Regions from separate parts of the Homo sapiens genome. Here region 1 is linked to region 2. A link is an interaction called in ENCODE POLR2A ChIA-PET data of the cell type or tissue named here. Cell type or tissue: MCF 10A. All regions are shown on one strand. Region 1 overlaps MLXIP (MLX interacting protein). Region 2 overlaps CFAP251 (cilia and flagella associated protein 251).

What was found. Peaks named below come from ENCODE experiments on the same cell type or tissue, not always from the same donor. Only the 100,000 strongest peaks of a DNase experiment are listed, where the experiment ranks them.
Region 1: POLR2A ChIA-PET joins it to region 2 with 5 read pairs; 1 of 35 experiments calls an interaction of 5 or more read pairs at or near these places.

What each region holds. Positions count from the first base shown.
Region 1 is chr12:122,110,125-122,112,624 of GRCh38, reverse strand. The region is part of intron 1 of MLXIP (MLX interacting protein); the gene reads right to left. Among named protein-coding and RNA genes, the nearest start is that of MLXIP, 33 kb to the right of the region's middle. RefSeq lists an enhancer at 209-503. In MCF 10A, no CTCF peak of the experiment used is centred here; a DNase peak (open chromatin) is centred at 1,454.
Region 2 is chr12:121,991,389-121,993,888 of GRCh38, reverse strand. The region is part of intron 19 of CFAP251 (cilia and flagella associated protein 251); the gene reads right to left. Among named protein-coding and RNA genes, the nearest start is that of BCL7A, 29 kb to the left of the region's middle. RefSeq lists an enhancer at 1,623-1,722. In MCF 10A, no CTCF peak of the experiment used is centred here; a DNase peak (open chromatin) is centred at 1,538.

The DNA of each region.
Region 1 (2,500 bases), 120 kb before region 2:
CCCAGGCTGGAGTGCAGTGGCACGATCTTGGCTCACTGCAAGCTCTGCCTCCTGGGTTCAGGCCACTCTCCTGCCTCAGCCTCCTGAGTAGCTGGGACTACAGGCGCCCGCCACCACCACGTCCGGCTATTTTTTTATATATATATTTTTAGTAGAGATGGGGTTTCACCGTGTTAGCCAGGATGGTCTCGACCTCCTGACCTTGTGATCCGCCTGCCTTGGCCTCCCAAAGTGCTGGGATTACAGGCGTGAGCCACCACGCCCGGCCTGTACATACATTTTTAATGATTTCACTTTTTACATAACTCTGATTCATCTGGGGAGAAAATCAATTTAGTTCTTTACACAGCTCACAAAAACAAATTCCAACTAGTTATCTCATTGTCTCATCTTCCCACAATGACTTACGACACTTCTCTGAACATATGTTGCATCTTCACCTATACCAGGGCTTGTTCTGGGCCCTGCATCACCACTGACCTGTGTCCAATCCTGTGCTGCCATCACACTAATTTAATCACCACAACTCTGTGCTATACTTTACTATCTAAGTAAGGTTAGCACCCATCATCTTTTAAAACAATTTTAGAATTCTTGCCTACTATTCTTTCAAGTGAACTTTATGACCATGTTGACAAATCTCAAAATAAAACTATTCTAAAAGAAAAAAGAAAACTATTTTAATATGTTGATTGGGATTATGTTTAATAAATCAATTAATGTAGGCAGCACCCCACTTCAAATTGGGCCATCACCATACCAAATTAAGGAATGTTATTCTACTTACACTACTTAACCTACTTAAAAAGAGAAATCCAAAGCTATCTGGTTTGCTATAATTTGCTTCATGAACCTCCTTCACATTTCTGATCATATTTTTCTAACATTTCTAAATAATATAAAAAGGAAATTTAGAAAGAAAAAACAGCAAAACAAAACCAAATCACGCAGTTATACCACTCAAACACAAGCACTATCCTCATTTTATTGTGTTTGACATAGCCCCACCTAGCTGATATGGCAGCTGCCACCCTCACCCTGACCAAACGGCTAAGCCACAGGCAGCAGGGAAAGGTTTCCATTATATTCAGTACTAAGCATGACTGTCCCCAAAGAATACAGCTTTTCCCTAGCACCTTCATAAAAAGGTAATTCAGTTGGTAGTTGGTTTAAATATTCACCAAGGTAAAATGTTTATGTAAAGAATGAAAAACTCTACCCAATTGCAGACACCTGGCTTAAAGAGGCAATAAATCAAGGAACAGCATTCTCTAGCCAGAGTACACACCTGGAGTCAAGACTCTAGAAATTGGCTACCAGAGATGTAATAAAAACAGATCATACTTGCAAATGTTTCTAAGCACCTATGAAGACTGACAAAAAACAAATTTGATATTATCACCACTATTAGTCATTTCAAGGCACTGCCAGCTACACAGCCTACTTACAAGTCAAAGAAATCTGAAGCTGTCTGATGCATTTAAAAGGATAAGGTAACACTCGCCAGGTAGCCAAGACCTATAAATAGACTTTTTTTTTTTTTTTTTTGAGACAGAGTCTTGCTCTGTCACCCAGGCTGGAGGGCAGTGGCGCCATCTCGGCTCACTGCAAGCTCCGCCTCCTGGGTTCACGCCATTCTCCTGCCTCAGCCTCCTGAGTAGCTGGGACTACAGGCGCCCGCCACCACGCCCGGCTAATTTTTTGTATTTTTAGTAGAGACGGGGTTTCACCATGTTAGCCAGGATGGTCTCGATCTCCTGACCTCGTGATCCGCCCACCTTGGCCTCCCAAAGTGCTGGGATTACAGGCGTGAGCCACTGCGCCCAGCCCTTTTTTTATTTTTTTTTCTTTTGAAGAGCAGGATCTAGCTCTGTTGCCCAGGCTGGAGTGCAGTGGCATGATCATAGCTCACTGCAGCCTTGAACTACTGGGTTCATGTGATCCTCCCACCTCAGCCTCCCAAGAATTTGGGACTACAGGCATGCACCACCATGCCCAGCTAAATTTTAATTTTTTTGGTAAAGATAAGCGTCTCCCAGGCCAGGTGCAGTGGCTCACACCTGTAATCCCAGCACTTTAGGAGGCCGAAGCGGGTGGATCACCTGAGGTTGGGAGTTTGAGACCAGCCTGACCAACATGGAGAAACCCTGTCTCTACTAAAAATACAAAATTAGCCGGGCGTGGTGGCACATACCTGTAATCCCAGCTACTCACGAGGCTGAGGCAGGAGAATTGCTTGAGCCCAGGAGGCGGAGGTTGCAGTGACCCAAGACCGCGCCATTGCACTCCAGCCTGGGCAACAAGAGCAAAACTCTGTCTCAAAAAATAAAAAAAAGAGAGATAAGCATCTCCCCATGCTGCCCAGGCTGATCTCGAACTCCTGACCTCAAGCAATCCTCCTGCCTCGGCCTCCTAATGTGCTAAGATTACAGACGTGAGCCACCGTACCTGACCCTAAACCTAAATAGGCTTTAAATAGGTTTTTCCCTTTTTGAGACAA
Region 2 (2,500 bases):
TCCCGGACGGGGCGGCTGGCCGGGCGGGGGGGCTGACCCCCCCCACCTCCCTCCCGGACGGGGCGGCTGGCCGGGCGGGGGGCTGACCCCCCCACCTCCCTCCCGGACGGGGTGCTGGCCGGGCAGAGGGGCTCCTCACTTCTCAGACGGGGTGGTTGCCAGGCAGAGGGTCTCCTCACTTCTCAGACGGGGCGGCCGGGCAGAGACGCTCCTCACCTCCCAGACGGGGTCTCGGCCGGGCAGAGGCACTCCTCACATCCCAGATGGGGCGGCGGGGCAGAGGCGCTCCCCACATCTCAGACGATGGGCGGCCGGGCAGAGACGCTCCTCACTTCCTAGATGTGATGGCGGCTGGGAAGAGGCGCTCCTCACTTCCTAGATGGGATGGCGGCCGGGTGGAGACGCTCCTCACTTTCCAGACTGGGCAGCCAGGCAGAGGGGCTCCTCACATCCCCGACGATGGGCGGCCAGGCAGAGACACTCCTCACTTCCCAGACGGGGTGGCGGCCGGGCAGAGGCTGCAATCTCGGCACTTTGGGAGGCCAAGGCAGGCGGCTGGGAGGTGTAGGTTGTAGTGAGCCGAGATCACGCCACTGCACTCCAGCCTGGGCACCATTGAGCACTGAGTGAACGAGACTCCGTCTGCAATCCCGGCACCTCGGGAGGCCGAGGTTGGCGGATCACTCGCGGTTAGGGGCTGGAGACCGGCCCGGCCAACACAGCGAAACCCGGTCTCCACCAAAACCAGTCAGGCGTGGCGGCGCGTGCCTGCAATCGCAGGCACTCGGCAGGCTGAGGCAGGAGAATCAGGCAGGGAGGTTGCAGTGAGCCGAGATGGCAGCAGTACAGTCCAGCTTCGGCTCCGCATGAGAGGGAGACCGTGGGGAGAGGGAGAGGGAGAGGGAGACGGAGAGGGAGAGGGAGTGGGAGAGGGAGAGGGAGAGCTCTTGTGATTATATTTTTCTATGCACTTGCTAATTACAATACATGTAATCATAACATAAGATAAATTATAATTTGGCTGGGTGGGGTGGCTTACGCCTGTAATCCCAGCACTTTAGGAGGCTGGAGTGGGTAGATCGTTTTAGGAGCTTGAGACAGCCTGGGCTGTGAAATCCTGTCTCTACAAAAAAGACAACAAATTAGCTTGGCGTGGTGGCGCATGTGCCTGTAGTCCCAGCTACTTGGGAGGCTGAGATGGGAGGATCACCTGAGCCCGGGAGGTGGAGGCTGCACTGAGCCGTGATTGTGCCACTGCACTCCAGCCTGGGCAACAGGAGTGAGGAGTAAGACCCTGTCTGAAAAAGAAAAAAAAAAGAAATAATATATATAAATATATATAAATTACCAATGTAATATATGATTTAACTCAGTTCAGAACAGGAGACTAAGACGACAAAAGGAATTCATAAGGGCCTGAGTTACTCATACCCAGAGAGTTCCAAAGAGCTCAGCAAACATTCACAGCACAAACCACTCAGCATGTGATTCACCTCTTACTCTCTCTTCCCGTATGACTGATCAAGAATCACTACTCAACAAGCACGGAGTTGGCAGCTTCGGCATCACTGACATTTCCTTCCTGAGCCGACTTCGCAAGTGTTCGTTGAAAAGGCAGGTTCTGCTACTTGTCTGAACAAAGTTCATGCTTGGGAGAGGAACCTCGGAGCTGGAAATAGAACGCAGAGCTTGTTCTGAACGCCCCCGTGTGAAGATGGCTTGAGAGAAGCAGGAGTCCTAGCTGAGCGGCCCAGACGCACTGGTGGTTGTCAGTCAGCCTGGCCTTTGATTGGCATTCTCACGCCTGCTAAGGCGGGGCTTTATTCCATTCACCTGGAGAGCTTAAACAGTTCTGAGGCCCAGATCCTATTCCCTGAGAACCTGATTTTTTTTTTTAGATGATAGTCTCACTCTGTCGCCCAGGCAGGAGTCCAGTGGCGTGATCTCGGATCACAGCAACCTCCACCTCCTGAGTCCAACCAATTCTCCTGCCTCAGCCTCCCAAGTAGCTGGGACTACAGGCGCGCGCCACCACAGCTGGCTAATTTTTGTATTTTTAGTAGCAACAGGGTTCCTACTGTTGGCCAGGCTGGTCTCAAACTCTTGACTTCAAGTGATCTGCCTGCCTCGGCCTCCCAAATTGCTGGGATTACAGGAATGAGCCACCACAACCAGCTGAGATCCTGATTTAATTGGTCTGGGGACCAAATTTTTGGAAGCTTCTCATTCGAATGATTTGAATGCGTAGCCAAGCTTGAGAAACATGGCTGGAAGGCAAAGGCTCGCTGACATGTCAGGCTTCACAATGACCGGGAGGTCTTGTTCAAACAGACTGCTGGTCCCACCTGGGGGGTTTCTGAGTCTGGGATAGGGTCTGACCATTTGCATTTCTTGTAAGTCCCTAGGTCACGTGAAGTCAATCCTGTTGGTCTGGGGACCACACTTTGAATACTGCTGCTCTTAGACCACAGGGGTTCACGGAGGTGATACTGGTGCCAAA